Linked DNA regions of Mus musculus: region 2 is linked to region 1. Evidence: chromatin loops called from intact Hi-C (ENCODE). Cell type or tissue: heart. All regions are shown on one strand. Links, peaks and the distances in the headings refer to the core of each region. The heading gives the core; the rest is flanking DNA.

What was found. A loop is a pair of places that touch in the nucleus more often than their neighbours do. Peaks named below come from ENCODE experiments on the same cell type or tissue, not always from the same donor. Only the 100,000 strongest peaks of a DNase experiment are listed, where the experiment ranks them.
Region 2: a loop joins it to region 1, with 2.5 times the contacts of the local background. A loop is called at or near these places in 29 of 42 quality-filtered maps.

What each region holds. Positions count from the first base shown.
Region 1 is chr7:127,179,415-127,194,469 of GRCm38, forward strand. Cd2bp2 (CD2 cytoplasmic tail binding protein 2) reads right to left here. Exons shown (of 7, transcript NM_027353.4): 5 at 14,789-15,055; 6 at 14,601-14,707; 7 at 12,246-14,516. The coding sequence ends at 14,406. Among named protein-coding and RNA genes, the nearest start is that of Cd2bp2, 9.1 kb to the right of the region's middle. In heart, for the core only: CTCF peaks have their summits at 4,615 (motif pointing right) and 6,411 (motif pointing left); a DNase peak (open chromatin) is centred at 4,677.
Region 2 is chr7:127,129,903-127,144,957 of GRCm38, forward strand. Spn (sialophorin) reads right to left here and starts at 7,921. Exons shown (of 2, transcript NM_009259.5): 1 at 7,845-7,921; 2 at 3,792-7,465. The coding sequence starts at 7,431. The coding sequence ends at 6,244. In heart, for the core only: no CTCF peak of the experiment used is centred there; no DNase peak of the experiment used is centred there; H3K27ac peaks cover 316 bases.

The sequences.
Region 1 (15,055 bases), core at 2,516-10,515:
CACAACAAAGGGTTTAACTGGGCTCATGGTTTCAAAGGTGTAGAATCCATAATGGTAGAGCAAGGCATGGTGCAGGATTAGCTGAGAGCTCACATCTTGATTTTCAAGCAACAGGTATGGAACTGGTTGGGAAGAGGAGAAAACACAGAGGAAATGGTCTGAGTCCTTTAAAATCTCAAAGGCTGGCCCTAGTGTCACACCTCCTCTTACAAAGTCACATCTCCTAATCCTTCCAAAACAGTGCCACCAACTGCAGACAATACATTCAAATATATGAGCCCATGAAGACCATTCTCACTCCAACTACCTCAGCCTCTGTCCCCACTTAGGTACACATGCATATAAGAGTGTGTGCGCGCACACACACACACACACACACACACACACATTAAATAAATACATAAATAAACAAAGTTTTAAAAAGAATAGTAGATTGGATTGTTAGAAATCAAAAATATAATACTAATTACTCAAAGCGTTAATACAAAAAGTCAAGGAACTACCCAAAAATAGAACCCCCCCACACACAAGTAAGAATGGAAGACAAAATAGATAGATAGATAGATAGATAGATAGATAGATAGATAGATAGATAGACAGACAGATAGGCAGGCCATCATGGCATGCCTTAAATCACACTTGGGAGGCAGAGGCAGTCAGACCTCTAAGTTTGAGACCAACCTGGTTTACAGAGCTAGGTCCAGGACAGCCAGGGCTACATAAGAAACCCTCTCTCAAAAAACCAATGAGAGAAAGAGAGAGAGAGAGAGAGAGAGAGAGAGAGAGAGAGAGAGAACTCTATTATCTTAGGTGAATCTGCACTGTCAAGACCTAACAAAGCTCCAATAGTTATAGCCTTGAAAACAACCCAGATTCCTCCCTGCACACACTCTTGTGTTTGGTGTAGGTTTTTGGAAATAGTCTCTCCGTAGCTATCCTGGAACTTGCTCTACAGACCAGGCTGACCTCTACTTCACAGGCCTGCGCCTGCCTCAGCAGGTCTGGGATGAAGGGCGTGTGCTACCATGTCCACCTTCAGACTACTTCTCTTGATGAACATGTTATGTGGTGGCAAAGAAGCAACTCCTGTGTCATTCATGGGCTCCAATCGCTCTGTAGTAATTCCTCTGCTACCCGACAGGGTCCTGTAGTCGTCTGAATGGATCTGTTCTACTAGCGGGAAGGGAAGTGTGGGCACAAGGATGGCTGAATCTCTCCAAGCCTAAGCCTGGAATTCACGCAAGTCTTACAACCTGAGTTCCATCCCAGGATTCCAGTGGGAGGAAAGAATCCATTCCTGAAGTTCTGAGTTCTTCTCTACAGAGTCACAGCAGATCAGGCCAAGAACCAACTTATAAATGTACTAGCAAGAGAGAACCGAGGAAATGGAAGGAGAAAGGATGGGAGACACATCCTAGAAGATGCTCACTAGGCCAAATGCTTTCATCTCTGGTCTAAACATCGAGTTAGTGCCAGCCCAATGCAAGAACCACACCCCAAGCCAGCAAAACCACAAAAGTGTCATTTGTAATTTAGCACCCACAGGAAACAGCTGGTGACAGAGTTGACATAAACAAAAATACACACATTCACAGATACACACCCAAGCCTGAGAAAGCACTCTCAGAGTCACAGATGCACACCCAAGCCTGAGGAAGCACTCTCAGAGTCACAGATGCACAACCAAGCCTGAGGAAGCACTCTCAGTAGTCCTTGGCTCTATGCTCAACCTCCAGTTTCCTGAGACTGGCTTCAGAAGGGAGACTGGTGTGAGTTATCAAGTCAAAAACGAAGAAACTGGCTGTGTGGTGGTGGTGCATGCCTTTAATCCCAACTCCAGAGAGGAAGAGAGCTCTGTGAGTTCAAGGCCAGTCTGGTCTACTGAGCCAGTTCCAGGACAGTGAGGGCTACAGAGAAATCCTGTGTCAGGAAAAAAAAGAAAGGGGGGGGGGGTGACGAGGAGGAGGGAAGATGATCTTGTTACTAAATAAATCTCCAGTTTCACTTTATTTCAGATGACTTAAGAATCACTAATTAGGGGGTGGGAGAGCAGGAGAGATGATGGAGAGATGATGGAGAGAGAGTACTGTGCATATTGTATGGGTGCATCATTTGTCAATTAAAAACATGGTTGGGGGTAGGGAGATGGCTCAGCAGTTAAGGGCACTGACTGCTCTTCCAGAGGTGCTGAGTTCAATTCCCAGTACCCACATGGCTCACAATCATCTGTAATGGGATCCAATGCCCTTCTCTGGTGTGTCTAAATACAGTTACAGTGTACTCATACATAAAATAAATTGAAAAAAATTAAAAATCAAACTCTATGGGCTATAGAAAAGGATAGAATTAAAGGACATCTGAGAGGCGGGGGGGGGGGGGTGAGGGGCTGGAGAGATGGCTCAGTGGTTAAGAGCACTGACTGCTCTTCCAAAGGTCCTGAGTAATGAGATCTGACGCCCTCTTCTGGTGCATCTGAAGACAACAACAGAGAGCTGGCTCAGGGGTTAAGAGCACTGACTGCTTCTTCTGAAGATCCTGAGTTTAAATCCCAGCAACCACGTGGTAGCTCACAACCATCTGTAATGAGATCTGGTGACCTCTTCTAGTGTGTCTGAAAACAGCTACAGTGTACTTACATATAATAAATAAATCTTTAAAAAAAATTTAAAAAAAATTCTGGGACAGAGCCAGGTACAGAAGAGTCAACCAAGATTTGATGAGACAGACACATGGTACCTGAGCACAGGTAACCAGCCACATGCAGAATGCAGGTTAAAATAAGTGGGTTCTTTTAAGTTATGATCTAGTCAGAGAAAAGCCTAGCTATATCACCAAGGTATTTGTAAATATATTTTGAATCTGAGTCTTATTTCTGGGAGCATGGGGCTGGAAGAACCAGACCAAACTTCTATAAATGGTACCCAACATGGGGCTTGAACCCATGACCCTGAGATTAAGAGACTCTTGCTCCACCAACTGAAGTAGCTGGGCTCAGTGTAAAAGCTTCTCCCATCTTATTGTAACCACTGCTCTTGTAGAAGACTCTGGTTCAAATCCCAGCACCCACATGATGGCTCACAACCATCCATAACTCTAGTTTCAGGGCATCTGACCCCTTCTTCTGACCTCACAAGTACCAGACATGCATGTGGCGCATGTACACATATTCTGGCAAAGCTCCCATACATATAAAAATAAGGTAAACAAGTCTAAAAGTAATTTTTAAGTACTAATTTTGGACATCGCAGAGCCAGGCAATACCTAATCAGCTTATTAGCGTTGTTGTAGTGACAATCCCTGCTGTGGCCTGTGGTGCCAACAGTGGCCTGGGTCGGTTTCCAGGGATCTGAAGCAGTTTCCAGGGATCTGAAGGCTACTTTTACTAGAAATGCTTCCTTGCTGTGAAGTGGAAGAGATGAACAGACTTGGCCTCTCTGTCTAAGTAACAGGTCTGTCTCTTTCATTGCCTTTGTCTTTAGGTCGGATTCTCTTCAGCTTTAGACCTGTTGATCCCTGAGCAGTGTCCTGTCTGGAACGTGACCTAGACTTGCCCAGTAAGTGTCTGCTCTCTTTGGCCTTCAAGGATAAAGGCACTTACCAGCCACATGGCCGGACCTCCAGACCATCAGAGGATTGGAAGGTGGCATTCCTCCCGACTGGAACTCCTCCACCTAACCCAAGAAAGAGCATGAACAACCTCCCCTTTTCCTGCCTGTCTGCCACTCCTGAGGCCTGCGTCTGGGACTACTGATCCATAGGCCCAGCTCTTCATCCGTCCTGGACACTGGAAGCAAGTTTTCTTCATGTCTTCAGAAGAAGAAGAAGAAGAAGAAAAAAAAAAACATAGCTCTCACCTCTAGGAGAGTAAATGATAGTTTTTCGACAGCTGAATTTGATTGAGTGAGTGTGGCTGGAGGAACATGGGACTAGATTACCTCAAGTTCCAGGTCCCCAATGGAAGCAGATTCGTGGCATTTATAGTGACATGTCAAAGAAAGTCAAATCCAAGCAAGTTTAAAATGCATGGGTGGAAACATCAAAGAGGCAGTTACAGAAGGGGGAAGCCCTAGACGCTATCTGATGCCATTCTTAGCTTTTGGGTTTGTGGACGTTGGTGTTCTGAGTTAATAGATACCCAAGGTTTTTATCTATTAGTCGCAGGATGTTAGTCTGGTACAGAGTTGGGCAAAGGTCACTGTTTAAGGCGCTAAAGATTCCATCTCTCACCAGGCAGTGGTGGCGCACGCCTTTAATCCCAGCACTTGGGAGGCAGGTGGATTTCTGAGTTCGAGGCTAGCCTGCTCTACAGAGTGAATGAGAAACCCTGTCTCAAACAAAACAAAACAAACAAAACAAATCTCATCTTTTCACCTTGCTGCAGCCCTTCCAACCCCCCATCCCCACCCCCCAAACCAGCAAGTGTACCTGTATGTATTGGAACTCACTATGCAGACAAGACTCAAACTCACAGATACCTGCCTGCCTCTGCTTTCTGAGTTCTGGAACTAAAGATATGTGCTACTTTTTTTCCCCTCCAAATTTTATGTGTATGGGTGTTTTGCCTGCTTGTATGAACATGCACCACGTATGTGCCGTGCCTGAGGAGGCCAGCAGGAGGCATCAGATCTCCTGGACCTAATGTGCTATGTACTGCTGTGCCTGATGGTGCTGGAAATCAAGCCAAAGTCCACAGGAAGCGCAGCCGGTGCTATACAGCTGCAACCACAGCAGTTCTAATCAGTTAGTCGGTCTTTGCGGACACAGTTTCTTTCCCAGAATTCTCACTCATATCCTGGACAACTGTCCTGTGGACATTCTCCCCTGTGGGATGAACTTAGACCTGGGCTGGTGAGTCTCTAAACTGACTTCTCCTGAGACAAATTCTAAACAAGCTTATGCTGCAGACACCGTAGAGCACTGGGGCTGATAGGAAATGCTCTTTCTCATAGGCTGACCTGAGAAGGTGAGACCTGACAGAGAAAGGGAGCCAGCCATGGGGGATTAGGAAGAAGGGACTTCTGGAGGAAAACATCTCCAATTCACAGCTCCTAAAATGAATCAGGCTTGGAATGTCCTGGGAAAGCCATCTCTCCAGCCCCTAGCTGGGCACTTAATAGGCTGGTTCCTTATGACCTTTTTTAGATTGTTATTTTGCCTTCCTCCTCTAAATGACTTCCTAAACCTGATCTGAACAAGGACACCAACAGACATGCTAATGTGGATGAAGGAGCGCTCAGGAGACCTCAACCCTAGACAAAGAACAGTAAGGATGCAGAGAGCAGAGCAACAGCCTTACCCTGGGTAGAGCACAACTGGTTATCCAGTCCCAAATGGTCAGCCTTGAAAACATACACACAAGTAATGTGTACAGACTGAGTGGGTTATATTTATGTATTTAGGAATATCTGTTATATACATAACAAGAATTACAGGAAAACACAGCCATGAATTTGAAAGAGAGCAAGGGGAGGGTATGTGGGGGAATTTGGAGAGAGGAAACAAAAAGGAGAAATGATGTAATTGTATTGTAATCTCAAAAAATGTGAAAAAATAACCCAATGCTAGTATTTTATGTTATTAATACTTCCTGAACAAAGGACTTCTCTAGTTAACCGGGGGGGGGGGGGGGGGGAGGAAGGAGCAGACACCATGGAAAACCCCTTCATTCTTGTCATCTTCCTCAAATAGACTTTTTTGTTGATAGATGATAATATTCTAGCTAAGGTCGGATCATGAACAAGGCCTTGAGTTCCATGTGTAACACTGGTAAAAGGGGGGTGGTGGTGGGGGGTTGAATTTCCTGATTTAGGCTGAAAGGATGACACCTGCCTGTAATGGAAGCCAGCCATGTCTCAAACAACAGAGAAACTGAAATAGGTCTATGCCTCTTGCTGCATAACTATTGGCCCAAGCAACCCCTAGATCCACCCCCTTTCTTCAGTTACCCTGTCATTCCCTCAGGAAGCACCCTGCAGGTCCTACGCTCCAACTACTAAGAGGGTGACATTTCTCCTCATCACCAGAACAGATGTGCGTGAAAAGTGTACAGATGTGTCTAAGTGCACATTAATAGGTCTACATACATGAGCACTAGGGAAATTTCTGGAACAATCCTGTCAAGAGAGTTGGCTCAGTGGTTAAGAGTTCTTGTTCTTACAGAGGACCCAAGTTGGATGCCTAGAACTTACATGGCAGTTCACAGTTGGCTGTATCTCCAGGGCCTATAGTCCACTCCACAGACTTCATACCCCCAGGAGGGAGGGGGTCAAAAGCTCCGCATCTAGATGGACCCAGAAGAGTCGGTGGCAGAGGGGCTCCAGCCAAGTCTACCATAGTGGTCACATCCAGTCTCCCAAAACTGCCTTGCTCCCTCCATCTGTCTCTAGCATACACTGCATGAGTATTCACAGAGAATAGAGCCCCCTGCTGACCTCCAGAGAGAACTTCAGAGATGTCAGTGGGAAACCCAAGGATTCCTCCAAGCCCATGTCAGCTGTCACTGACTGAGGATACAACTTGGGGACAGGGTTGAACACGGAAGATTACATTTTAAAGTAACAACAAACTTGACAGGTCAAGCCTGGTAACTTACACCTTTAATCTCAGCACTCAAAAGGAGGCAGGTGAATCTCTGTGAGTTCAAGGCCAGCCTGGTTTACACAGCAAGTTCTAGGTCAACCAAGGCTAGTGAAACCTTGTCTCAAAAACAAACAAACAAACAAACAAACACCCAACCAACCAAAACAGTAACAAATGCCAGGCATAGATTTGCAGGCCTTTAATCCAGCACTTAAGAGGTAGAGGCAGGTGGATCTCTGAGTCTGAGGCCTGCTTGGTCTACAGGGCAAGTTTCAGGACAGCCAGGGCCACACAGAAAAAGCATGTCTCAATAAATAAATAAATAAATGGGAAAACAACAACAAAAAGCACGGGAGTGACTGTGACTGAAACTGCCTTGTCACCAGCTTGTCTGGGTCAATCCATGCAGAGGGCGAGTTCGCCTGTGGAGAGACACAGCCTAAAGAGTGGGCTTTGTCTCGGACTGTCCTGAAAATGTCCTGGAGGTCATTCATGTTTCTCTAGGAGCTTGCCTGGCCTCTTTACTGGTCCTGCTCTATGTTTAGGGATAAATATTCCCACACCCTTACCCTTGTCCATGACATTGAGTCACTCACATACACAGGGCTACAGCCCAGGATCCAGCCGGCAGCTGTGTAACAGGTTATACACTATTTAGGTCTGTGCAGTAACACCCTATACTGTTGGCATAGCAACTGTATAAATGGAAAAAGCAATCACCTAGTAACCTGTTGCTCAGATGGCGCCCCCACTCTCTCTCTTTTACTTTGTGTGTGTGTGTGCTTTGTCTGTAACGTATGTCTGTGTTGTACATGTATGCCTGCTGCCTGGGGAGGCCAGGTTACTTGTGCCCAGAGCCAAAGTTATGGATGGCTGTGAACCTGTATGTGAGTGCAGGAATTGAACTCAGACCCTCTCTAAGGTCATCCAGGGCTCTAACCATTGCACCAACTCTCCAGCCCCTGACACCTCCTATTCTCTTTTTTGTTTTGTTTTTTGAGACAGGGTTTTTCTGTGTAGCCTTGGCTGTCTTGGAACTCACTTTGTAGACCAGGCTGGCCTCGAACTCAGAAATCTGCCTGCCTCTGCCTCCCAAGTGCTGGGATTAAAAGTGTGCGCCACCACGCCTGGCTACACCTCCTATTCTCAAGCACCATGTGATGGTAGAAATTGGACAGGGTTGCAGGTGCAGCTTGCCTGTTGCCTCAGTATGCTGAAGGTCCTGGGCTTCCCAGCAGGGGAAGAATCAGGTTGGGGCTGAGAGGGACAGACATGAATCAAAACAGGAGGTACTGGTTTTGTTTTTTTTTTTTTTTTTTTTTTTTGGGTTTTTCGAGACAGGGTTTCTCTGTGTAGCCCTGGCTGTCCTGGCACTCACTTTGTAGACCAGGCTGGCCTCGAACTCAGAAATCCGCCTACCTCTGCCTCCCGAGTGCTGGGATTAAAGGCGTGCGCCACCACACCCAGCTGAGGTACTGGTTTTTAAACCTGAAAAGAAACTGCAGGGTGCACGCTTAAATCCCAGCACTCAGAGCCAGGCAGATCTCTGTAAGTTCCAGGAGCGGGCTGGGGTGTGTTACAGCAAAGTGTTTCCCCAGCATCCATAGAGCCCTGAGTACCTCAGTACCACATAAACTGAGTGTAATAACACACGCCTGTAAACTCGGTATCTGAAGATGGACCTAAGAGGAACGCAAGCTGGAGCCCAGTCTAGGAGACATAAACTTGTCTCAGAAAAGAAGAGGAAAGAGAAGTTACTGCCTGAGAACACTTAACAGCAGCATCTGACCATGCCTTGTGTCTGGGATATAAAAATGTCTCTCATATCTCAGTGAGAGGAAGATAACCTAATTCTAAGAATTATAGTTAATTTGAGACACAGCCATGTCTCTCATGCTACACCCCAGTCCAGACTTGAACTCATGAGCCTCCTCTTGCTTCAATCTGAGCACCTGGATTATAAGCATATGTCGCCAGTCCCAACTACAGCTTTTAAAAAATGGGCAAAAATATAAAGAAAAAAAAAATCACAGGCTGGTGAGATGGCTCAACGGTTAAGAGCGCCAACTGCTCTTCCAAAGGTCCCGAGTTCAAATCCCAGCAACCACATGGTGGCTCACAACCATCCGTAACAAAATCTGATGCCCTCTTCTGGAGTGTCTGAAGACAGCTACAGTGTACTTACATAGAATAAGTAAGTAAGTAAGTAAGTAAATAAATATTAAAAAAAAAAATCACTGAATCTCGTGACTAATCTTTAGGGACAGGCAGAGTGACTGAGGTCCTTGAACACTCACAGGCTGAGGGGCACCGGGCTTGCGGCTTCACCTCAGTGCTCCGCTCCGCATCTCATCTGCTTCCTCAGCACAATGGGCAAATTCGGTATTAAATAAAGAGTTGGGACTAATATGTGTAGGGATGCCTCAATGCCAGTCTTCCTTGCCAAACGATGGCTTGATACTCGGAACAAGGACAGTGTGGACTGGGTGAGAAACTCAGCTACTTGGCAAGCATGGAGCGGCAGAAATAAATGTGCTCAGAGCAGGACACTGGAGCCAGGGATCCTGAAGCCACTGCAAACTGCAGGGCAGAGGCCGGCAGAGGAGAGGGTGGGAACCGGAAAGTCAGAGCAAGACTGATCGCATCAGAACAGGAAAACAGAAACTGCTCAAGGCATCCCCCGGGGCAACCCCCAGGCTGCTGGCTTCTACAGCCCCAGCACCTGCAGTATGGCAGCTGGAGTCCTACCTTAGAGATAGTCTAGGCCTGACAAGCCCCTGAAGAACAGAGACTTGGTAGGGAGAGGCCGGCAGTAGCTGGAATTAGCTGAGTGTAGGTAGACTGTATATAGGGCCCCAAAGTATTGGTGGTGGCCTGGGGTTGCTGAAACCCTGTTTAACACCATAACCTTGATCCCCAAAAGGACCAAGGACAGCCTGTCCTCCAGGGGGAGTTCAGAAATGACTTCACACTCCCCAGAGCATCAACACCTCCCATTTTGCACACACCTGTTTATAACCCAGACCTGAGACAGTCATCGGGTTTCAGGATCATGAGAAGTTGGGTACTTTCAGATACACAGCTTGGTTTTGACTTCATGTAGACAGCCACAGCCTGCAATCTAGGATCAGCGGCAAAGCAAAAAGGCTCATCTAGTCAACAGATGGAGTCAGACACTGTCACACATCTAAAGATACTAGAACTTCAAAGGAAATGCGAGGGTGGAAAGTTTGAGGCCAGTTTTTTGTCAAGAAAAAACGGCCTGAGAGATAGCTCAGCAGTAAGGAGCAATTGCTTCTCCAGAGGAGGCCCTGGGTTCGCTCTCCACTCACAGGTGCCTCACATCTGTCAATCAAGTCTCCTGGCCTCCAAGTCTGGCATGGTACACAGACACAGTACACATACATGCAAGCAAACATGAAAACAAGTAAAATCTTAAAAGACAACAACCCCCTACACACACATATACACAAACAAACCAAAACCAGCAGATGAATGCTGTGAGGCTAAGACCTCTTCCTGTGGGAAGGAATGGAGGGTGTGTCAGACATTCTTCAATAAAACCATTTTTGTCTAGTTGGGTTTTTGTTGTTTGAGGGGTTAAGACAGCTCATGTAGCCCAGGCTATCCTTAAACTTGCTAGGTAAACTGAGACTGAATTCCTGGTCCTGTGTGCTGGGATCACAAGCATGTGCCACCACACCTGTGACTATGCAACTCAGGCTTTCCCTCAAGTGCTGCAACCAGTGTGTCCCACCACACCCCATTTGGCTTATTTTAGCAGCGTTTGGACATCACTCTACTACTCCTTGTCCTCATGAGTTACCTCACCCAGAGGGTCCAGACTCCCTGCCTCGCCTGGCTCCTGTTACCTCCTTGGAAACAGACAGCAGTCAAGTCAATGTACTGAATGTGACATTGTCACCTATAGCTTTGATCTTAAGGCTTTCTTGTGTGTTTGTCCAAGATACAAGGATACTCCACAGAGTAAAAATGGCTGCTGTTAGTTTTATGTTAAGTCGTCTGGGAAGAGGTACTCTCGATTAAAAAGCCTCTGTAGATGTGCCTGTAGGCAAGTCTATAGGGCTCAGCTCACTGTATCCCATGTATGAGCTGGTGGTCCTGGGTGCCATCAGAAAGCAAGCCGGGCAGGCCAGTAAACCACGTTCTCCCACGGTCTTTGCCTCTGCTTCTGCCAGCTGGCTCCCGTCAGCTTAACAATGAACTAAACTTCTTTCCCATGATGCTTTTGGTCATGGTGGTTTTCTAGTTTTTTGTTTTAGTTGAGACAGGGTTTCTCTGTATGTTTTTGGCTATCCTGGAACTCACTCCATAAACCAGGCTGATCTTGAACTCGAGAGATTCTCCTGCCTCTGGTTGGGATCAAAGGTGTGCGCCTCCACCTTAACTCATATCTTACTTAGGTTACTTGGGTCCTACGTTATCCCAGCAAGGAAAACATTAAGACACACTTCATTGCCCTCTAAGAGACTCTGGGTTCAGACACCTGTATTCCAGTATTCAAACAGCACCCAGAGAACTTCAGTTTATGACATCTTTGAACTTCTGATGCTCCTGCTGAGATCAGACGTGAGCCACCTAACCATGGCACCCTCACTTTTAGTCTCCTTGAGAAGGCTGCCCCTGTCAACTGGACAGGGAAAAGCTGGCTCGCTTCCTTTGTCTTCAGCGCTCTGCCTCTAAGGCTAACACTGTGGGGAGGTAGTTTAGGTGCTGGTCAGAGTCTGGGCTACAGACTCAGTGGGAGAAACAACCACCAAGCTAATTCTCTCAAACCCTCCCCCTACCATAAACACACACAAAACAAAACCGAGAACTGGGCTGGGCTATTCCTCAGTGCTAGAGTGCCTGTCCAGCAGATGCAAGCCCGAGTTCCACTGCACTCCCAAGAGAAGTAGCTGCACAACACAAAGTGGACTCAGTGGGGGAATAACCACTCAACTTTGGGCGAGTGGGAGATAAGGCTGGATATAAGCTGCTGGAGAACAGAAATGAATGTAATTAAACAACAAGCCGGGCATGGTGGCGCACACCTTTAATCCCAGCACTTGGGAGGCAGAGGCAGGCGGATTTCTGAGTTCGAGGCCAGCCTGGTCTACAAAGTGAGTGCCAGGACAGCCAGGGCTACACAGAGAAACCCTGTCTCGAAAAACTGTGTAGCCCTGGCTGTCCTGGAACTCACTCTGTAGACCAGGCTGGCCTTGAACTCAGAAATCGGCCTGCCTCTGCCTCCCAAATGCTGGGATTAAAGGCGTGCAGCACCACAGCCCGGCTAAAACCAATTTTTTACATGTGTATGAGTGCTTGCCTTTGTATTGTCTAACCACCTGGTAGTCTAGTGCCTGGAGCTAGAAAGCATTAGACTCCCCCACAGTTACCTGGCGACAATTGTGAGACTGATTGTGAGCCTCCATGTAATTACTGAGAATCAAGCCTGGGCCCTTTTAACTGCTCAGGTATTTCTCCGGCCCCCTTATTAGAAGAGCACATTGTAGCCGGGCGGTGGTGGCGCACGCCTTTAATCCCAACACTCGGGAGGCAGAGGCAGCTTCTGAGTTCGAGGCCAGCCTGGTCTACAAAGTGAGTTCCAGGATAGCCAGGGCTACACAGAGAAACCCTGTCTCAAAAAAACAACAACAAAAAAAGCACATTGTAGTTTTATTACTGGAGAGGAAGTGGAGAGGAAGGCAGTTTACCCAGCACTTGGGAGGCAGAGGCAGATGGGTCTCTCTAAATTCAAGACCAGCCTGGTCTACATAATCAATTCCAGGCCAGCCAGGGTCCAAGAGAGACTCTGTCTCAAAACAACAAAAACCCATCCAAACAATTACTGGCTTTGTGCTTAACAAAGTCCATGGTCTTACCACCCAGAATAGACCCAGTTCCGAACCTAAGCAGGGTTGGGTCAGGTGAGTGCTTGGCCGGGAAGACAAGGAACTCTGGTGGCTCTCCAGAGCGTAGCTGGGCGCAGACTCACTTCCGACCGGTGCTTTATTAAATTACCACAATGTAAGCAGCTTGACACAAATTTATTATCTTACCACTCTAGAGGGTACAGTACAAAGTGGGTTAACTGGGTTATCACTGTGGGACTGCACCTGTCTGAGAAGAATCTGTCTTCTGCTTTTCCCGTCTCTCCAGGCACCTGCACCCTGAGACATACGCCTCACTTCCAGCTTTCAGAGTCCTCTGCTCTCATTAGGGATCAGCAAGGACCCATGACTACAATGGCCCAAATAATCAAAGGTAATCAATCTCCCAGTCTCAAAATTTCTTAATTTTGCCCAGCGCCATGGTGCATGACGTTAGTCTCAACACTTGGGAGGCAGCAGGCCAGTCAGGGCTACACAGTGAGGACCCCCTTCCCCATTTCAAAAAATTAAAACAAAACAAAACCTCAATGTCACTTTACCCTTTCCCTCTGCCACATAACTCATAAAGTGGTATTCACACAGCTCAGGATGTGGGTATCTTCAGGGATCACTATTCTGCCCCCTCCTTGGTGTTATCAGAGAAGGGGAGAACTCGCCAAGCGTGAGGGAACTGAGTGACACCTGGGTATCTATCCCCCAACACCTGTGAACACTCAGGCCACCTGACTAGATTTCACTCGTCCCAAGATGCCAGGTACCTCAGAAAGCCAGTTCCTCTGTAACAGTTAACACCTTACCAATGCCTGGAGGGTTTCTGCTGTCTCAGTGACTCACTGCATCAGATGTCCTACTACTACTAATGGGCTTCTTGAAGTCAAGGCAACTGCAGTCTAGACTGGCAGGAACCAGTCTAGTTGTTAGATGTGTTGGAGGTCTCTGCATCAAATACCCACCACCAAGCCCGAGCTGAGCCTAGGAACTACTTCCCAAGTTCTCAGTTTGTAGCTCCTGGGGCGCCTCCTGGAGACAGATGAGGCGAGCAGAGCAGCATGGTGGGGTGAAAACTTAGGCCCTGCCTGCCTCCCACAGCCCTCTACTGCACTCCAGATTCCTGGAAGGGCCAGACCGACTGTTTCCTCGAGGCACCAGCCCCATGCCCGAGATGTGGGAGCCCAGGAAACGTACACTACAATGCCTGAAAGGCCAAGCAAGAAAAAGCTTTATGCCAAAAAAGGTCAGGAGACTTAGCTCCATGGCCAGCTCTCTATTACTGTGGCATCTCCAATAAGCCACTGCACTTTGCCCCCCTCTGTGTCACATGGTGGCTCAAGCAACCTTGAAGTGCTACCAAGTTTATACTTCACCTAAAAGCTACAGAAGCTACTGCAGGGGGGCGAGGGGTAGAAAAATCAGACTATGGAAGAAGAGAATGCATGTTTAAGAGAATCTCTCAATAGGATTTCAAGGTCTTCCCAATGTCCCAGCTACAAGGGAGCTGCCAGGACAGAGCATTTGAGGTCCTAAAAGTCAAAGATCAGCAGAACAGGGACTTGCAAGGGAGACTGGAGAAAAGAGTGATGGAGGGAATTTTACACAGCAAGTAGAAGTTGTCTACGTAGGAAAGTCACAGGACATCTGATGGGCCCTACCTCTGCCTCCAAGGGTGGGAAAAAAAACTGAGGTGGTCCAAGACACCAGAGAGAAGCAAGTGAGGAAGTCTCTCGGGAAGAAACGCTCAGGGACCTACCAGGTGAAGCCAAAAGGAGCTATGGAGAAGCCCTGGCTCTTGGCCATCGCACAGTCAAGGCTTTTATTGGGAAACAATGGCTTTAAAGTGGCCTCCAATATCCTCACTGCCCAGAGCAGCTGGGGCTTCCTCTGCCAAGTTCAAGAAAGAAGGGGCTGCCGTGCCGCATGGGGCCCTTAGCGGGCTCACGTGTACAGCTCAAAATCAATGCGCTTGGAGTTGTAGAACTGGCCGCCCGGAGGGTCCAGCTTCCGACAATAAACACCATCCGGGAAGTAACCTTCACTCACCCACGTCTGTAAGAACAGAGGACAGAACTCAGGCAAGCTGACAGAAGGTGGGCTGGACAGATGGGACAGACGCGGCAGGGGGCAGCTCACCTGCATCTGGGCACTGGTGAAGGGTCCATACAGCTCGGCGTCCCCCGTGTTCTCCCATTTATACTCCCACATCACATCCATCAGGCCATCTCCTGCTGACTCTGCCTCTAACACAATGAACGATACTTGGGCCTCAAGCACTCAGTCTCCAGCCCACACTGCCCCCCACCCGTGCCCTCCAAACTTACCCTCTCTTTGGGTAGGGGTTGGGGTTTCCAGTTCACCCTCTGCTACTTCCTCAGCAAACATGTCCAGGGAGGGTGGAGGTGTGGGGTCATGGGATCCCTGGGCCCGACACCCCAAACCCTTCAGTCGCATAGCCAACCGTTCCCTTGTTTCCTGGTACACACCAAGGTTGCCTCGTGCCACCATTTGGTCAGCTAACCCAGACAGCCGGTCTAGCCGCTGGGGGGAATTGGGCCGTCCAGTCCCCTTGCTGTTGCTCCCTTTGCCTC
Region 2 (15,055 bases), core at 3,602-11,601, 48 kb before region 1:
AGGCCTACTTGTAACTCGCTGTTGAGAACACTAGGTGGCTCACCTCAGGCTCCTACCCACTGTGCAGTCCTAAAGAACCAGTTTCTCCTAACTTAGTTTCTACTTTGGTATTTTAGAATAATGTGATCACATTCCTTTCTTGCTTGTTAACAGTGGGAGATCTGTCCCCCGCCATACAGTCTGAGCATGGTGGGTCAGAGCTGACAGAGACCCTCCATCCCTGTCCCAGGGAGCCCTGTCTCCATCCTAGGCTTTGCCTACCCCCACTGAATAAACACTCAGGATCACCAATGGGAGCAAAAAGAGAAATAACTATACTCATTGTTAGGAGAATGGAGCTCTCATAGCTACGCACTGGCAGCTTCTCGTGTGGAATTTTGTAAAACCTCCTATCCAGATCTTCTCTCTGGAGAATAAAGCTTATTTGAAGCTGTGATTCCCTCCCTCTCCCTCCCACTCTTCCCTTCATTCTCAGAGCTGACAGTAGAATCCAGAATGCAGATACTAGGCAAGTGCTCCCAAGTCCCATAACCATGATCTTTTTGTCTGGTTGGTTGTGTTTGGTTTTTTTGCATCTCAAAAAGATGAGTTATTCTGTGTAACAGCCATGGATGTCCTGGAACTGACTCTGTACACCAGGCTCAAACTCAGAGATCTACCTGTCTCTGACTCCCAAGTGCTAGGGTTAAAGGTATGCACTACCATGCCTGGTAAGATTTATTTTCATTATTTAAAATGCAGTGTATTTGTGTTGTGTGCATCTGTGTTAGGGAGTGTATACGAGTGCTGTGCCCATAAGAGGTTCCAGGTATTGAGTCCCCATGGGCTAGAGTCACAGATGGTTGTAGTCACCTGACATGGGTGTAGGAACCGAACTTGGGTCCTCTGCAGAGCAGAATATGTTCTTAACGGCTGAACCATCTCTCTAGCTCACAGTGTGAGTTTTGATGCATGTAAGAATGCGATCCACAGGACAGCTCAAAGCGATGATGATATCATGAATGTAGTCAGTTCTGACGATAAAGTTTATAGGTTAAAAGAAATTTAAAAGTAGGAGGAGATGGCTTGGGTGCTAAGGTTCTAGATGCATAGGCATGAGGGGACCTGAGTTCCATCCCCAGGACCACATGAAATAAGCTGAGCTTGGAAAGCCAGAGAGATGGCTCGGTGGTGAAGACTTGGGACCAGAGTTCAGGTCTTAGCGCCCACGTGGAGTACCTCACAACTGCCTATCACTCGAGCCCCAAGAGATCTTATGCCCTTTTCTATTCTATACATACAGATATATAGACATACAGACACACACAGACCTACACACTCACACACATGCACAAACAGAAAATTAATTAAAGCAACCAGACACACACTCATCACATGCACATACAGAGAGAATTAGTTAAAGCAACCAGATACACACACACACACACACACACACACACACACACACACACACACACACATGGAATCAGTTAAAGCAACCAGAAACTTAAGGGAAAAAGAAATGATGAAATCCCAAATCACAGAACCCACGGGTTTTCCAGCCCTGACCCTGACAGGCCAGCAGAGGCCCCTGCCTTTCCCTTCCCTGAGAAGGAGATCCTACCAGGGAAAGATACCTAAAGGATGCTGCCTGTCCTCGAGGCTCGAGGCTCACCCCAGCCTGGCCTCATTCCCCAAGCATTACACAGGATCCCAAGGTGCTCTGACCTGGAGCACTGGGCCCTCTGAGTCCTGATATGGAGACCCTTACTGCCTGCTCAGGGGCAGCTCATGATGGCTGGCTGCAGGGACCCTGGATGCCAAACTCAACCAGGAAAAATGCTTTGTGAGTTTGTTTTTTGTTTGAAACAGGGTCTCACTATGTAGCCCTTCCCACCCTGGAACTTGCTGTGTAGACCAAGATGGTTTTAGTATATTAATTTGTATTTTATGTGCAATGGTGTTTTGTCTGCATGCATGTGTGAGGGTGTCCGATCCCCTGGACCTGGCGTTACACACAGTTGTGAGGTTCTGAGCTTCTGGGAATTGAACCCACGTCCTGGAGGAGCAGCCACTGCATTTACCAGTGAGTCATCTTTCCAGCGCCACGCACCCCAGGATTTTTAGGTGTTTTGTTTTGTTTTTTTATTAACTTTATTTTATATATGTGAGTACATTGTCGCTGTCTTCAGACATTCCAGAAGAGGGTATCCGAATCCCATTACAGATGGTTGTGAGCCACCATGTGGTTGCTGAGAATTGAACTCAGGACCTCTGAAGAGCAGCCAGTGCTCTCAAGCACTGAGCCATTTCCTCCCCCCTTACCCCGCCATCCTTTTTTTTTTTTTTTGAGATGGGCTTTGTCTTTGTAACAACCCTGGCTGCTCTGGAACTCATTCTGTAGACCTGGTTGTCCTTGAACTCAGAGAGTTGCCTGTCTCTGCCTCTGAGTGCTGGGATTAAAGGCAGGTGCCCCCACCACCTGGCTGGCTGAGCCATCTTTCAGCCCTGTGACTATTTAGCTGTTGAACTATTTGGGTTTCAGATGTTGATATTGAGACAGGTTCTCATGTAGCCCAGGATGGCCTCAAGCTCCTGACCCTTCTGTAACACTTCCCAAGTTCCAGGAGCAACAGGCTTGTGTTACCAGGGCTGGCTCATGGTTTATGTTTTAAAATGACTCAAAGAAAAAATTTTGAACACTTTGTCACAAATAAGTATCTGAGTGGACAGGCAAGTTAATCATTCTGATGTGATTACTCAGCGTTGTGCATATACTGATATCAATGATATATATGTACCTCACAAAACTGAATAATTAATGCATACCAGTGCAAAATAGAATAAAAATTTGTCCAGGCATAGCTGAATACTCCTGTACTCCCAACACTTAGAAGGCTGACATTGGAGGAGAGTGAGTCTCAAGACATCTGGGCTAATGGTAAGACCCTGCCTGTCTCAAACAAAGAAAAATAAGTAATCCAGAATAAACCTTTCCTTCTTAAAACAAAGGAAATAATAGCTGGCTATGGTGGTGCACACCTGTAATCCCAGCACTTGGGAGCCAGAGGGAGACAGGCCAGCAGTTCCAGGTCAGTTGGACATCCCAGGCTTCATGTCTTAAAATAAAAAAATGAACAAACAAACAAACAACAAGAAGAAAAACTGCAAAACAAAAGACCAAAACTAGAAGAAGAGAAAGAGGAGAAAGGGGGAGGAGGAGGAGAACAAACAGAAATAAAACAGAACATGGGGGTGGGGTTATGCAAGGATCTCAGGAAAGCACAGGCAAAATGAGACCTGAAGAAAGGACCATGGGGAGAAGGGACCGACTAGTGGGAGAGTCACGGACTTAGGACCAGAGAAGCAAGCAAGCACTGGGAAGTTTGAGGATGTCTTTAGACATGTTGCCTGGCAACGGGAGGAAGAATGGCACTGACTCTCCACAGTGGCTCTGTGGGACAGATGGGATGCCCCACCCATTCCATCCCAACACTCAGAAGACAACTCAAGCCTTCTGACACTGTCTCCACAGCTCTCTTCCAACCATACCCTCCGTGGCTCTCTAAGAAACATCTGTTTACCAATTTTTAAAAGATTTACTTATTTTTATGCGTATGGGTATCTTGCCCACATGTATGTATTTGTAACCACATGAATACCTGGTGCCCTTGAAGGTCGTAAGAGGCCATTGGATCTCCTGGAACTGGAGCTGCAGACAGTTGGGAGCTGCCGCTTAAGGTGCTGGGAACAGAGCCTGGAAGAACAGCAGTGCTCTAATCAAGAAGCCATTTCCCAGCCCCCTCACCAATGTTTTTCATAACTGTGAAATTAGAGACATTTATTGTGTAAAACACAGAAAACTAAGGTGAAAAATCACACTTAAATTCCCCACGTTTAGGAGGACCACACTAAACACGCAGGATGTAGCTTCTTACAGATGTATTTACAGATCATTTAATTTTCCCGACCCCACGTCAGCCACAGGCATTTCTGAGGTCATTACACATTTCTGAAGACGAGGCCAGGATGTCACAAACACAAGCTATGGTTTCATAACTGATGGAGTTGAAACTGTTTTACATCTCCCTGTTTTCTGTTTGCCTGCTTTTTCTCCTCCTCCTCCTCCTTCTTCTATTTTTGCCTTTTCCGTATCTGTTACTCACTGGGCTTTCTCTCTCCCGAGCTGAAGGACACCTGTCCACCTGTCTGTGTCCACCATGATCTCTGCTCCACTTACATACTTTGCATTACTAGTCTTTGTGTTAAGTGCCTTCCCCTGCTATCTGCCAATGCCTCATTCATTCATCCATCCATCCATCCATCCATACATACATACATACATTCATTCATGGGGACATGCACTGAGTGCTTGCTGCCTGCCAGGCACCGGAGTCACTGGGAAGAGAGATGTGGCCAAGATCCGGGACAAGCGTTCAGCTTCCTTGTCTTCCTTCAGAGGTAGAATACCAACCACTTCCTAGTTTTGTTCCTCTTGTGGACACTTTTGTCTGTCATTCCACTTAGCACCCAGAACATCTGACCCTGTCTGGGCTGAGGTCCTGTTGGGTGCTAGCCACCATCTCTACCCCATTTCCTTGTCTTCCTCCATGCACCTGACAGCCTGAAACACCTTAGAAGTGGCAGTGAAACAAGCCATTGACCTCTCAACTTAGCGATATTTTCTTCTGAGCCTGAAATCAGGACACACAGTTTGGCAAAAACAACCACAACAGTTGCTGTGTCCCTTAAGGGCCACTGGCAACTCACTCGAGCCATCTCTGTTGTAGCTGGCCCACACAGCGCCTAGTGAGCAGTAGAAATGGGTTCAGTGTGGCCCAGGTGTGCCCAGCTCAGTCCTTCCCTCTTCCCCACAGACTCGAGGAGGGAACGATGGCAGCTTGATGTGGTAGCAACTGGTCCATGTCCCTTTCCATTCCTCATCCCCTCCCTCCCACCTTCCCCTTTCCCATCCAGGTCACACACAATCGCACGCACACATCTCTTTCTGTAGGTCAGTCTGTTCTCAAGGGCAGCGCCCTCTGACTCAACAGCTTCCTCTTGCACATCTCCTCCAGCAACCACCTTTGGACCACGTGCCTGGGCTGGCGGGGTCAGAGGCAGCACAATTGTGACCTGTCCCCTCTCTGTACCTCAGACCCTTAGGGACTCTCTGGCAACCATGTCCCACCCCTTGGGCCTGTCTTTCATTTAACTCTCTCTTATTACCCTGCGACAAGGGAAAGACTTCAGCCTTGGGGTGGAAGAGGAAACAGACAACTGAGCCTGTAGAGAAAAGCATCAACACCAGGGGTTTGTGCCACCCAGTCACCGCACTTGGCTGACTCCTCTCCCGATCTTGCATGTGTGCCTACTGGTGTGTGCACGGTGTGGGCGTGGTGAGAGCTGGTGTGAGGGAGCCTCTGAGGGAAGGATATGGCAGCTTAGCTGAAGAACGCACACTTGATGGCACATTTAGTCCCCATCACATTTGCATTCTTCTGGGGGCTGCAGACACACTTAGGTCTTCAGCAGACAGGGTACAGCTCCTGGGTCCCTCCTTTTGGAACTCACCAGCACCTGCCCTGCTTTCTCCCATGGTCTATATTCACCAGTACTGTTTGCAGCCATCACCTAAATTGTCCTATCTTGCACACAAACCATACTTCTGAGTGGACACAGTAGGTGCGGGACTATACCACCTACACCTACACCACCAGCCAGGAACTCTCCGCATCCCTAACCCAAGGAGAAGTGATGGATCTCTGGCAGGCTCCCACCAGCAGCTTCCAGCCAGCCCCAAATCAGAGTGCTCTGGGAAAAGTCACAGGTCACAGTTCACCCAAGAGCAAGCTGGATGTTGCCATCCAGGCTCTAAGCTGGCCCCAAAGCAAATGGTAGTTGAGAGGCATTCCTGAAGGGGCCCCTGCTGAGAAGGATGTGAGTGCATGGGCTTCACAGCTTCATCCTAGGGAGTTTTCTGGCCTGTTGGGATCCCAGAATTCCAAGGGGGATCCTCGGGGAAAATGTGGGTCCACTAAGATCATCCTCATGGTGATTCAGCAATTGGTTCCAAAGAAAGCACAGAGGAAGGGGAGGTGGGAGACAGCGGGGCTGGGGGGTTGCGGGGGGTGGGGGGAAGGAAATGAATGTATGGATGGATGGATGGACGGATTTGGTCCACAAATATTCACAAATGCAGAGTGTGCGGCAGCTAACAGCAGGATCCGGGGCTAAGGAGCAGATTGGATGAATACCTGTTGCTCATAGAGATTGAGGTGCGGCCTCATCTTTGGCTTGTGGACCGTCAGAAGTTGGGGTTTCCACAGCTTCATCCTCACTGCCCACAAGCGGCTCTTCCTCCCCCTTCAGGTTGGGACCCGACCCAGGCTTCAGCTCTTCTAGTACTAAAGAGCCCTGGCGAGACTTCCGTCTGCTGAAGAACGTAGTGAGCGTGGGTCTCTGCCCGGAGCCTTCTGTCTCCAGTACCTCAGAGCCCTTGTTGCCCCCTGCCCCTGATGTGGTTGTGGCCTCTTCATCAGGAACCCGGGCTGGCCCAGCCCAGGCATCCACCACCCCATTTCGTTTTCCTCCTCCGCTCAGGGTCAGGGCCCCAGTCCTCCGCTTTTGCCTCTGGCGCCACAACAGCAGTAGCGCCACGAGGGCCAAAACCACCACCAAGGCAATAAGCATGGGCACCAGTAACATGCCACTTGATTCTTGGCTTGGTGACCTGGTGGTTATGGGATCTTGGGTAGACGTCGTGGATGTTTTTCTGCTGGAAACTGAGGTGCCACGGGCCACACTGGAACTCTCCACAGAACTGGTTGCTGTGGTAGCAGGGAGTCCATGCATCTCACTCGAGGGCCCCAGAGACCCAGTAGCTGTGGTGACAGGGGGACCACTGGTCTTGGAGCTTACTGTTGTAGCCACAGAGGGTCCACTGGTCTCGTTAGAGCTTGTTGTCACAGTGGTGGGGGGTGCACTGGTTCCTTTAGAGATAGATGTAGATGCTGCAGTTCCGTCTGTCACAGGATTGGCTGCAGGTCCGTCTGTCACAGGATTGGCTGCAGTGACAGGAGGGTCACTGGCTACATTTGATGGTTCTGGAAGCAGTGCTGATGTCTTGCTGGAAACTTCCTGAGAGGCAGTAGGCTCAGGTACAGGGGTGCTCATGCTGGCACCAGCAGAAGTCTCCAAAGAAGACAATTCAGTAGTTTCCAAGGGGGTCAAAGAAACTGGGATTGTGGTCTGCCCCCAGGGGCTGATGGTCTCCTTCGAGTCCACTGTCCCTGACCCCACAGAAACTGATGGGCTGGCATTCTGGGCTTCAGAGGTACTTGGAGCTGTGATATGTGGGGTAGATGGTAGCATCGTCGTCCTCTGCAGACTGTCTGGGCTCGCCACCTGGACCCAGCATGCCCCAAAGAGGAGGAGAAGGTGCAAGGCCATCTCCAGAGGGACAGGCAGGAGCAGGAGTTGGGACCTGAATGTAGGGAAGTTACAGAAGAACGCGGTTGGGGAGGGAAACTTGGCCAGCCCCACTCCTTCTGCCCACTTCCCTGCCAACTGCCAAGCCCATCTTGTGGTTTAACGTTTTTTTTTTGTTTTGTTTTGTTTTTCCATTCTTGCTTTCACTATTATCAGAGACAACAGGGGAACAGATGGCGCCAGTGACTCCCACCCTGGCCTTGGCAGCTCAGACTCCAGAGCAGCCATGTCCCCCTGGCCTTCATTCATTGTTCCAGCCCGTGGCTCTGGACTCCCTTACCCCCTCACCCTATTCATCTTTTCAAACTATAGGTACATTCCTTCATCCTCTGAGCATCCCCACCCCCGTACCCAGCAAGATCATACCCTCTTACCAGATTAATGGTTAAGGCACAGGGCCAGGGCAAGTACCTCCAGTTCTTCCTGAGGCTTGGTCAGGACTGGGGCAGACTGAGCCCCAGGGGGAAAGGAAGTGGGTCTTGGCTCCACCCACTCCACCCCTGCATCCTGCCCCACCCATTCCTACTCCCATAGTTGCTTGTGGGGACCCAAGGGTTCAGTGGAGGCATGAAAGGATGCTCGGGGTCCAGACGGGAATTCTTAGGTTTTCACTGGAGTCCAAGTGTCAGAGATGAGTGATGGGGAGTAGGGGTGGAGTGGAAGATATGGAGGGGAGAACCGTTTCCTTTCCCTCCCTTGCTCCTCAAGCTGTTTGGCCAGAACCTGAGACCCTGAGACTGTGGGTGCACTTCCTGCCGAAGAGCTCCAAGAAAGCTGCAGGGCCGGGGAAAACCTCTCAACTCTGCTCGTGGTCCTGAAAGGTTTTTAGGGCTGCTGAACCCTGCCAGAGCCACAGGGAATTGAGGTCACTCCTGTGGCCCCCAGTTTAAGCTAGTACTAACATTGCACATGCTATGGTCTTAGAGAACTAGGAGAGCTAGAGCGATGGCTGAAAGGTTTGGAGCCCTTGAAGGAGACCTGTTCAGTTCCAGCTTGGTGGCTCACGACCACCCCATAATCCAGAGGATCCAACGTCCTCTTCTGGCCTCCAAGGGCACCAACCCACATAGGTACAGACAGGTACTCATATACAAATATGAAAATAAATTAAGATTTACTTAACGGCCAGGTGTGGTGGAGCACACCTTTAATCCCAGGACTCAGGAAGCAGAGGTATGTGGATCTCTGTGAGTTCGAGGCCAGCCTGGTCTACAGAGTTGTTCATAATAATAATAATAATAATAATAATAATAATAATAATAGATTTATTTAAAAAAGAAAACTTCTAGGGCTGGTGAGATGGTGGCTCAGTGGTTAAGAGCGCCGACTGCTCTTCCGAAGGTCCCGAGTTCAAATCCCAGCAACCACATGGTGACTCACAACCATCCCTAACGAAATCTGATGCCCTCTTCTGGAGTGTCTGAAGACAGCTACAGTGTACTTACATACAATAAATAAATAAATATTAAAAAAAAAAGAAAAGAAAACTTCTAGAAAGACCTATATTAAAAAATTAACCATGGGCTGGAGAGATGGCTCAGTGGTTAAGAGCACTGACTGTTCCTCTAGAGGTTCTGAGTTCAATTCCCAGCAACCACATGGTGACTCACAACCATCTGTAATGGGATCTGATGCCCTCTTCTGGGTGTGTGTGAAAACTGCTACCGTGTACTCATATAAATAAAATAAATCTTTAAGAAAGAAAGTAACAAAAAGTCTTTAGCTGAGTGGGGTGTTTTATGCAGATTTATCCCAGGGCCTCAGTGCTGCTTGAGTAAGTGCTCTACACCGAGCCGCATGGAACCTCACAGAGCCGCACGGAGCCATCCCCAAGCCCCAAGTAAGGAGATCTATGTGATCCTTCTCTGAATAACTTGTCACCTGACTTGATTAAGGAAACGGATTCTTATGGTATATGTCTGTTTCAGAGCTTTTCCTTTTAAAAATTCATAACTGGTTTTTATCTGTAAAAACAGCTTTGTGAATGATAAAGAAAGAGAAGCAGGGTGACTCTCCTTTGAGGGGCCCACACCCACACTCGCAGGCGTGTCTTTATTTCTGAACACTTTTCTTTCTCTTAACCCTAGATCCTGCAGATCTATATTTTTAAATCTCCAAAACAGGAAAGAAATTTAAAGTATCTTAAAATCTCTCAATAAGCCCAAATTCTATAACAACAACAAAAGGACTAAAGCAGGTTGCTGACAGAGTCTGGACTTGGACTGTAGCCATCGAGTACTGAGTTAATCTAGCTATAGATCCAGGTCAGAAGCAGGGCATAGCTCACAGGCCAGCAGGCAGCACACACATTCGTTTGCCTGGTCATTCTTTACTTCAGAGTCCTGGGAAACACTAAATGGCCCGGATTTCCATCCTGCACACAGTAGGTCCACCCAGGAATACCAGGCTTGCAGTAAGGTGCTTCATTTATAGCACAAGTAAGCAAGCTACTCTGTGTCCCTTTAGCAAAGTACAGCTTGTATACTGTAACCCATGCTAGAAATGGCTTGGGGGACAGCGATGGGGGCCTGGCATTCTAGACACACCCAGCAAGCATGGGTGGGGGTTGCTTCGACCCCCTGGGTTGCCTCTTCCAACAGTCAACAGAGAGGCTCACATAATAAGAAAGGTTACCTATAGCAACCAGGCATAGCAGCACATGCTGTGATCTCAGCCCTATAGAGGCTGAAACTTTAAAAATAAAAATAAAAAATTTAAGCCTAGCAGCACACACTTTTAATCCCAGCACTTTCCCAAGTAAGTGGGAGTAGATCTATGTGGGTGCTTTGTGTGTGAGCCAGCCTGGTCTACAGAGTGAGACCCAGGACAGCCTGGGCTCTACAGAGAAATCCTGTCTCAATAAAACAACAACAAAACCAGTGACATACTCAGCAGCAGCTGAGACTCCTGTCCCTGTGGCTGGGTGTGCAGGCTCCGCATCCCACTGTGCACTGACGGAATGTTAGTTCAGAGCATCTCTGCACAACTGCCTGATAGGTCATGGCACGCATCGCAGCAGAAGTCATCTCTCTTGAGGAACAGTGTTCACGTAGTATCCCAAGTTTCCTGATTAAAACAAAGCTCAGGAAATGCTCTTGGTTTTCTTTCCTCCATATTTTTATGTTCTGTATTTGGGGGCATTTGTTTGTTTGTTTGTTTGTTTGTTTACATAAGGTTTGTGTATTCCAGGCTCAATCTGTATCTGAGGATGACCTGAGTCTCCTGCCTTTGGCTCTGGCATTTTGGGGGTGGCAGTCACCTACCCCAGTTTAAGTGGTGCTGGGGATGGAACCCAGACCTTCTCAGCCAGCTCAGCTATATCCCCAGCCCAGCCCTGATTATTTCTCTGTGATTATGTTGTTTTGTTTTTTTAAAATATGTCTGGGTGTCCTGCTGACATGAATGTCTGTGTGCTGTGTGCACGTGGTGCTGGCTGAAGGAGGCCAGAAGAGGGCATCAGATGTCCCTGGAACTTTAGATGTTTGTGGTGGGATTAAACCTGGGTCCTCCAGAAGGACAGCCAGTGCTCTTAACCACAGAGACATCTCTCCAGCCATGTATTGTTTCAACAAGGAAGACTGGGGGTGATGGAGGAAACTATAGTCCTCCCATGGGGTCGGGGGGTGGGGGGAAAGGTCGGAGAATCAAGAGTTCAAGTCAATCTTAACTACATAGTAACTTCAAGGCCATGGTGTAATGCATGAGACCCTGTCTCAAAAAGAAGAGAGAGAATGGGGGTGGGAGGCAGGGGAGCAAAAGGAGTGGGGATGGGAGGAAGTGGGTGGGGCAGGGTGTGGGGGAGCAGGGTGGGGCAGCCAGGAGTAGAGGTGGGGGAAGTGGGGAGGGGTCAGAGAGAGCAAACAGGAAAGAGATGAAGAGATGGGGCCAGGCGTGGTGGCACACGCCTTTTATCCCAGCACTCAGGAGGCAGAGGCAGGCAGATTTCTGAGTTCGAGGCCAGCCTGGTCTACAGAGTGAGTTCCAGAACATCCAGAGCTATACAGAGAAACAAGTCTCGAAAAAAACAGAACAAAACACAACAAAAACAAACAAAGAAAAAAGAGATGGGGGAGGAGGAAAGGAGGGAGAGAATGGAGTGAAGAATGGGGGGAGGAAAGAAGGGATAGAATGGAAGTATGGGAAGATGGGGGGATAGCACCCCACTGTTGGGTGTGTGTTTCTTATACCACTGTCAACAGAAAATCAACCAGCTGCAAAGAATTAGCAACTGTTAATTAGAGATGGAAAAAATGTTTTAAGACTGTAGGACTAGGCCTGAGAAGGCTTAGAGAGTGAGGCAGTTGCTGCTCTTGGACAGACCCTGGTTCAGTCGCTTGAGCTCACACGGCAGCCCGCCTGCCCCTTTCTAACATCTGCCAGTTGTGCATGTACATACACACCAGCAACACAAAACAAATCTTTTACAGTTTTTTGTCTTTTTTTTTTAATAAGGGGATAAAATACAGGGGTGGAGAGATGGCTCAGAGACCAAGAGCACTGGCTACTCTTGCAGAGGATTCGGGTTCCATTCCCAGCGTACATGTGGTAGCTCAAGACCATTTATAAATCCTATGAGGTGGGACCCTCTTCTGACCTCTGGCACCAGGCATGCACCTGGTACATATACAAGGAAAACACTCATACATATAAAATATTTTTTTTTTTTTACAAAATGTGTAGAATATAGGGGAAAATGTTCGAAGATAACAAAGGTACCCAACTTTAGAGAGAAAAAAATTACTAAGGCAAAAAATTATGTTTGGCAAAATAGTCATTTCAAACAAACTGGGGCTGATGGAGTTGAACGAGGGCATTATCAATGTCTGTTGAATATCAGTCACCCTTGACTCTGGGGACAGCAGAGAGGAAAAGAGTGAATCCAGGCTCTGACAGACATGGCCTGGCTGAGAAAGCTGGCATCAGGAGGCAAGGCTCACAGTAGGGAGACCATGAGGAGACTGAGATGTGGGGGCAGGGCCACACCCATCAGCCAGGCCCAGAGCAGTCTGCCTCCTTCCCCAACACCCTGCAGCAAGCCTAGCTACACTAAACAAGGCACAAGGAGAAGTTAACGAGCTGCCACTGCATTTGGGCAAGTTCCAGGACAGCCAGGGCTACACAGAGAAACCCTATCTCAAAAAACAAAACAAGGGGCTGGAGAGATGGCTCAGCAGTTAAGAGCACTGACTGCTCTTTCAGAGGTCCTGAGTTCAATTCCCAGGAACCACACGGTGACTCACAACCTTCTGAAACGGGATCTGATGCCCTCTTTTGGTGTGCATGAAGACAGCTACAGTGTACTCATAAAGTAAACAAACAAATCTTTAAAAACAAAACAAAACAAAAGCTATGTGTATGATGAGTGTGTGTCTATATGCAGGTGTGTGCACACCAGTGCAGACACCCGAAGAGCAGAGAGGCTTCGGGTCCTCTGAGATCAGAATCGCAGGCTGTTGTGAGCTGCTAGATATGGCACTGGGAACTGAACAGGGTCCTGTGCAAGAACAGCAGGCACTTTTTATCTTTAAGCTATCTCTCCAGTCCTAAACAGACTGATTTTAAAAAGGGAAGCTAGGAACTTTAGGGTGGAAAAATATCTAGCAGATACCACCTTAACCAAATATCCAAACTTAACAATAATAGGACAAACTTATATCAACGACCTCTGATAGAAATGCCATAAGGACTCAAAGCTGTGTATTAGGTCAACCATTAAAACATAGGAAGTGGGATTGGAAAGATGCCTCTGCAGTTAAGACTTTGTGCTTGAGTTTGGCCCCAGCATCCCTATCTGGAGGCCTGTAACTCCAGCGTCAGCTGATCTGATGCCTCTGGCCTCTGTGGGCACCTCTGCTCACATGCACACATAGGCACAGACACATACTTTAAAATAAAGTGAGATCAGGCATGGTGATACATGCCTTTAATCCCAGTGCTTGGGAGGCTGGGCAGGCAGATATCTATGAGTTTAAGATCAGCTTGGTCTGCACAGTGAACTCGATTCAGACCAGCCAAGGTTACATACTTGAGACCCTGTCTCAAAAAAGAAACAAGTAGAAAAGTGAATCTAAAAACAAGAAAGAAAGAAGAGAAAACAAATGAAGTGTCAGGCATGAGTTCAGAGGACAGCTTGCTTGCCTTACAAACATCAGGCCCTAAGTTCATCCTCAGAATCCATGCATTAAAAACAAAACACAACAAAAACCAAGCAAGGAGTGAGAGGGTATGCCTACAACCCCAGCCCTGGGCACAGCAAGACATTCTGATACCTGCCAGCCTAACCTACTCCAGCAAGCTCCGGGCCAGTGAGAGACCCTGCATCAAACAAAAGGTGGATGGTACCTGAAGAATGACACCTGAGGTTGTCCTCTGACCTCCACATACATGTGTGTCAGGTGCAGTGGCTCAGACCTATGGTCCTAGCCACTTTCAAGGCTGGAGCAGCATGGTCACTTGAGCCCAACCTGGACTAAAAGCATCTCTCTCTCTCTCTCTCTCTCTCTCTCTCTCTCTCTCTCTCTCTCTCTCGTTTTTTGAGACAGGGTTTCTCTGTGTAGCCCTGGCTGTCCTGGAACTCACTGTGTAGACCAGGCTGGCCTCGAACTCAGAAATCCACCTGCCTCTGCCTCCCAAGTGCTGGGATTAAAGGCGTGCGCCACCACTGCCTGGCAAGAACACATCTCTTAAGAAAGGGAGAGAGACAGAGGTAGAGGGGACAGAGGGGGGTTAGTGGAAGAAGCTCTGGCTGAGTGAGCATCAGTTACTTTTCTTGTCATGACCCCCAGCCAAAGCACCATTCCCCCAACCAAAACACCATCCCCCAGCCAAAGCACCATTCCCCAACCAAAGCAAAGCACCATCCCAAGGGAGAAAAGGCTGTTCCCTACTTACAGCTGGGTCCACTGTGGTGGGGGTCTTGACAGCTGGAGCTTGAGAGCACTGCTCACCTTGAATCCATAGGCAGGAAGCTGAAGGCCCAGGGTTCCTGCTCTCTTCCTTCCTTCCTTCCTTCCTTCCTTCCTTCCTTCCTTCCTTCCTTCCTTCTGCCTTTTGTACAGCTCAGGACCCAAGGCAACGGAACTGTTGAAGCTTGCTTCCAGGGTAGGCCTTTCCACCTCACCTTAATCAAGATGTGTGCCAGAGGCTGTTTTCTAGGGGACTCTAGATCCCATCAAGCTGACACACTACAGTACTCATTACAGTCAGAGACTTTATCTCCCGGCATAGAGCAGGCCAGTAATGGAGCAGGAAGTCTGTGGTCCTTCTAGCTGTCTGCATACGTGTGCACATCCACCCACTCCACCCCACCCACCACTCGCGCATACAAAGGAAAAGAAAAAACCAACATGGTACACGATGCGAAAAACACTTCACAAAACACCCAGCTGGTACTCTTCAAGTCAGAGAGGAAAAGGGGGGACATGGATATTCTTCCAGGTCTTAAAGCAGAGACAGCTGACTGCCATATAGCTTAGATGAAGTAAAAACTGTTATCAAGCAGGCATAGAAGTGCCTCAGGAGAGTACCTACCCCCACAGGCGAGGCCGTAGCTCAATCGCATCACTACTACATAAACAGACAAATA